2 separate regions of the Homo sapiens genome follow, and region 1 is linked to region 2. A link is a loop called in an ENCODE intact Hi-C map of the cell type or tissue named here. Cell type or tissue: chondrocyte. All regions are shown on one strand. Each heading gives the region's core, and the rest is flanking DNA. Links, peaks and the distances in the headings are about the cores only. Region 1 overlaps POLA1 (DNA polymerase alpha 1, catalytic subunit). Region 2 has its middle 35 kb from the start of SUPT20HL1.

Region 1 (2,811 bases), core at 76-2,575, 340 kb after region 2:
ACTTGTTCAGCAGATTCTAAAAACTGAAAGGGTTGTAATCCCAATGGAAAATATACAAAATATGTACAGGTATGATCCTAGATTCTTCAGAATTCATCTGTCTTGAAATTAACAACAGCAGGACACTACTAGTACTATCCTTAGTCTGGAGGGACATGAGCCAGTGGTGTTGTAGAGGGGAAATTGTCTCTACTACTTTCATAATTTGAACTAGTTTACCTCTTGAATTATTGTAATTGATCAGTTTATCTCCGTCTCCCTCACCTGTGTTAACACTATCTTGATGTTTCCTAACAGTAGTTTGGATTTAGATTTCTACTCTTAATTCATTTATTCAGGAATTAGGGTAGATATTTTAGAAATATAAAAACTGAGCAATCATTAAGTTAGAGGTATTGCTTGCTTATTTCTTCCTCCTACTCCTCTGGCCATCTCTCATTCATTCCTGCTAGTTCTTCCTGAGTTCTTTCTTGGACTTCTCTTTTCTGACTTTGTTCTTTCTCTAGGTGATCTCATTGAGTCTTAGGAATTTAAATACCATGGGATGGCTATGCTTCCCACCTGTGTATCTTCAGGTTAGACCTCCCTAAATTCCACACTCAGTGTATCTGTTTTACCTATTTTACTTGATATCTAATGTGAACTCCCAGCTTGTTCAAAATTGAGCTCTGATCTTCTATCCTAGGTTCTTCCTATAGTCTTTCCTTACTAAATTAATAGGTGTATTTTTTCCATTATCACTGGAAACTTCCAGAGTCTTACTTAGCCCCACATGTCTGAGGCATCTTTAATTCCTCTCTCTGATATCCCACAGTAGATGCATCAGGGTATCCTATCAGTTCTATCTTCTAAATAGATCTAAGTCTGACCACTTCTTTTCAACTGCATTGGACCCATCCTATCCAAGCTGCTATCCTCTTTCCCCTGGATTACTGGGTTTATATGCCTATCCCCTTACTTTTGCCCTTACCCCCTTGTGGTCGATTCTCAATCCAGAATCAGAGTTATCCTGCTAAAATCAAGTCAGATGTGATACTCTGCTCAGAACCTTCCAGTGACTCTCTGTTTCATTCAGAGTAAAAACTAAAGTCCTTATTTTTACTTACAAGGTCCTTTACAATGTGTCTCTATGTCGTTAACTCTGTCCTTATCTCGTACTGCTCTTTCCATCATTCTCTCTGATCTAGCCATATTGGCCTCTTTCCTAGTCCTGGAACTGTCAGATTTGCACGCAGCTCAGGACTTTTGAATGTGCTATCCTGTCTGCCTGGAATGCTCTTTCCATAAGGCTTGCTCCCTCACCTCTTCAAGATCTTCATTCTCAGTAAAATCTTCCACTGTTTCCTAACAAAAATTTCAGTCTCTGCTTCTGATACTTAATATTCCCGTTGCTTAACTTTTAACATTATATAACATACTATATACTTAATTTCTTTGTTTTTTTTTATACTCTGTCTCCCCCGTGAGGACATAAGCTCCAGGAGGATAGGAAGTTTTGTTTGTTTTGGTCACAGCCAATGCCTGGCATATAGTAAGCATGCAATACATACTCACTGGATGGAATGAATGAAAGGATTTAGGTAGTTTTCAGGCTTGTAGTTATTATATTACTTCAGTTTTTCCTTATGGGATTTTGTGTGTGTGTGTGTGTGTGTGTGTGTGTGTGCGCGCGTGTGTGTGTGTGTGTGTTTTGGAGAAAAGCATTGGGATCAGTGGTATGAATGAATTCCTAGTTACATACTGACCTTATTTTAAATTGTTTCTGAAGCCAAGGTGCTGTTGCTCTGAATTTACTTACACCCAGAATTCCTTATAATATTTTGTGAAGTTCTGATTATAGGCATTGTTTCTTTTAATTACTTGATTCTGTTTCATTCTTACTTTTCTGTACAGTGAATCTTCTCAACTGTTATACCTGTTGGAACACACCTGGAAAGATGCCAAGTTCATTTTGCAGATCATGTGTGAGCTAAATGTTCTTCCATTAGCATTGCAGATCACTAACATCGCTGGGAACATTATGGTAAATTTAACTTAGAAAGGGGGAAAAAGCATTTCCTGTTGGATTCAGTGTTTGCTTGGGGTAGTTGTTATATGATAATGAGTCTAAATGCATGCTTATAAAATGAGTAACTTGGATTCTGAAAGCTGGATTTCTTTTGTAAAAGGAAGAACTGGTTGGGAGAAGGGGAGGAATGCCAGGTGCAGCGTGTTGAAATTTGGGTGAACATACGGATCATCTCTCTAACATCTGGATGTGTCTTTTTAGTGGAATGGTCCATTTGGGAGTAAATAAATAGCCAAGTTGTCAATATTTTAAGCTCTCTTTGTCTCCTTTAGCTATAATGCTTAAAGAAAACGTTAGGAATAATTTAGTACCTTTTTTTTTTTTAAAAAAAAAGCAGACCGTTATTAGGAATAGTTTTGAAGGAGGTGCTGTGACTAAACTTACTGACTCAAAGTTGCTTTTGTTAGTTGTGGTTTTGAGCTCAAATTTAAAAAATAAATTCCATTTAATAGTCCAGGACGCTGATGGGTGGACGATCCGAGCGTAACGAGTTCTTGTTGCTTCATGCATTTTACGAAAACAACTATATTGTGCCTGACAAGCAGATTTTCAGAAAGCCTCAGCAAAAACTGGTGGGTCCAAAACTGTGTAGTATTTTGTTTTCTCTTAACCCCCCCCCCCCTTTTAATACCTAGATAGCCTTTTTTTTCTGTGATAACATCTGCTTTCAAAATAGCTAATCCCTTGTGTACTAAAGAAACCGTGTCAAGTTTATTCCCTTGTTTTTGTGTGGTCATTTCCTT
Region 2 (2,811 bases), core at 108-2,607:
CAACTGCCTCAAGGTAGTGGTGTCTCTACAACAGTAAAGTTTAACCTGAGAGTAACTGAATCTGTCAAGGCTGTTGTAGACAGAATTTTTGTAGAGGATATGAGGCTAGGATCTCAAGCATTCTTTCTTTCTTTTTTTTTGAGACAGAGTCTCACTCTGTCGCCCAGGCTGGAGTGCAGTGGCACGATCTTGGCTCACTGCAACCTCTGCCTCCCGGGTTCAAGTAATTCTGCCTCAGCTGCCCGAGTAGCTGGGATTACAGGTGCCTACCACCATGCCCGGCTAATTTTTGTATTTTTAGTAGAGATGGGGTTTCCCCATGGTCAGGGGGTTTCCCCCCTGACCATGTTGCCCAGGCTGGTCTCGAACTCCTGGCCTTAAGTGATCTGCCCACCTTGGCCTTCCAAAGTGCTGGGATTATGGGCATGAGCCACCACGCCTGGCCCCAAGCATTAGTTCTTAATCTTCTTTAGGCCACGGACTCTTTTGATAATCTGATAAAAATGATAGATTCTCTATGTATTAAAATGCCGGTATGTGCCAACACTACTCTTTATGTTCAATTTCAAGGAGTTCATTTTTCCTAAAGCAGGACTATGGTCCCCAGCTTAAGCCCACCTCTAAAGGGATTCTTCTATCTCTAAAATGCAGCGATTCTAAGTCCTTTCTATAGAAGTTGTATTTTCATGAATCTTTCCTCAGTGACCCTTTGTAAACCTTTTTTTTTTTTTTTTTTTTTTTGAGACAGAGTTTCACTCTTGTTGCCCAGGCAGGAGTGCAATGGCGCGATCTCGGCTCACCGCAACCTCTGCCTCCCAGGTTCAAGCAATTCTCCTGCCTCAGCCTCCCGAGTAGCTGGGATTACAGGCATGCGCCACCACGCCCGGCTAATTTTGTATTTTTAGTAGGGACGGGGGTTTCTCCATGTTGGTCAGGCTGGTCTCGAATTCCTGACTGCAGGTGATCTGCCCACCTCGGCCTCCCGAAATGCTGGGATTACAAGTGTGAGCCACTGTGCCCGGCCTGTAAACATTTTTATGGCTTGATACAAAAAAAGGGGGGTGCTGAGTGTGCTATTTTATGAAACTAGCTGAATGTTCAGGCCGACCAAACATTCTGTCTCCTGATGTATGACTTCCACATTATGGCAGCACTTAAAAATTTTAAACCATCTCTCAGCACCTGTGTGTTTGACACCCACCACACACTATCTAATGCCAAGTCGCAAAGGTTCAACTTTGTAAATCGAAGGACTGATTCAACTTTGTAAATCAAAGGACTGATTCACAGTTATTTGCCTCTTGTTTCCAGCTGTGGTCTGCATCAGGTCGAAGAAATGTTGTAATACACAGAAGCACCACAAGATGACACCCTTGGGAAAGTCTTGCTTTGCAGGTTGGTTTCCCAGCTCTGACGTCTATTCTAAACATAGCCTTACAAAATGCTTGTGGAAGAGGGAAGAGAATCTATTACTGGGGAGGAAAAACACCAATGACAAAACAACCCTGGCACTTTCCTGAGTTTTGGGATACAGAGTCAAGTCTTGATTACTTTCTTCTGCTTCTTAATTATCAGTTTTTGCAGGCAGACACATAGATTTATGTAACACATAAGCATATCTTTCATACACATCTATTTTCTGCCGATGCTGATGCTCTATGTGATTTAGAAGCTGTTCATAACTTGGGAGAAGAGCCTTTCTTCTTTTGTATTGTAAGCTTTCACATCCACTTTTTTTATTGCCTCTGTCCCCTACTTCACTGTCAGTAAGAATATTGGGTTTGCATGGAAACATCATAAAATGCCTTTATGGAAAGAGGAAAGTGTGGTTAGACCAGCTTTTTCTGCCATGAATATCAGGCCAACTGGAGAGAAGATCAAAGCGAAAGGTGAGGGCAGAGTGGGCTAGGATGGAAAGCGGGATTACTCACTGAAATTGACATGTCTGTTCAATCCTTTTGCTCCCTCCAAATTTTTCTTAAAAAAGCAATTAAAAAAACCCCATGTTCATGCTACATTAAGCCTCATGTTTCCATTTCTCATTTTACTGCTTGAGTGGCACTTGCTATCACTTGGTAAGCTTACTTAAGAGAGGGAACAATGTCGATTAGAATACAGTTGTCTGTGTTGAGTAAGAGCCCTCCGTTGGTTTGTGGTCTTTGGCAGGCAGCTAGTAAAAATAATAAGCTCTGAACAGATGCCATGTTTCTTTGGCGAATGGTTTTGGCCAGTCTTCTTTTCATTTTTGTACCTGCAAGTGGAAAATTACTGCTTTAATGAGCTATGTTACCCAGTGGTAAAAATGTTTGAAATTACCCAATGGAGGAAAGCAGTCTTTTGAAAGATTTGTGAGAAGAGGTAATACAAAACCCCAACAAATTCCACTGGGAAATTCTTTTCTTACATTTTATTTCAAGGATAGTTCTGCTAGAAACCTGTATTTCTGAGCAAAGAGCTGTGAAACTGAATTCCAAACTAGTTACAACTGTGGGGAACAAGGCACATAGTCATTTAGAGAGCATCTTTCCTGGCCTGGCTCTGTGCTGGGCATTACTGGCAATGCAGGGATTAAAACGACACTGTTTCTCTCCTCTGGGAGCTTCCAACCTAATGGGAAAGACAAACATACAGAGACCCCATGTTATGCCTGGAATTATAGTTGAGTGCCAAGAGCAAAATAAAATAAAAGTACAGCTCTGCTTGGCTGGGTCTGGCTGCAGCAACTCAAAATCTACTAATATGCAGACGTTCGCAAAGTCAAATTATCTTTTGTCCTTGAAATCTAAGTAGCTGGCTGGATGTGGGTTATTT

Evidence for each region. Hi-C counts contacts between places; a loop is a spot of excess contacts. Peaks named below come from ENCODE experiments on the same cell type or tissue, not always from the same donor. Only the 100,000 strongest peaks of a DNase experiment are listed, where the experiment ranks them.
Region 1: it touches region 2 in a loop (2.9-fold over the local background); 2 of 110 quality-filtered maps call a loop at or near these places.

What each region holds. Positions count from the first base shown.
Region 1 is chrX:24,739,482-24,742,292 of GRCh38, forward strand. It overlaps POLA1 (DNA polymerase alpha 1, catalytic subunit), which reads left to right. Exons shown (of 37, transcript NM_001330360.2): 20 at 1-69; 21 at 1,894-2,023; 22 at 2,521-2,640. Among named protein-coding and RNA genes, the nearest start is that of POLA1, 47 kb to the left of the region's middle. In chondrocyte, for the core only: a CTCF peak has its summit at 1,450; no DNase peak of the experiment used is centred there.
Region 2 is chrX:24,394,587-24,397,397 of GRCh38, forward strand. No RefSeq gene overlaps it. Among named protein-coding and RNA genes, the nearest start is that of SUPT20HL1, 35 kb to the left of the region's middle. In chondrocyte, for the core only: CTCF peaks have their summits at 1,368 (motif pointing right) and 1,578; no DNase peak of the experiment used is centred there.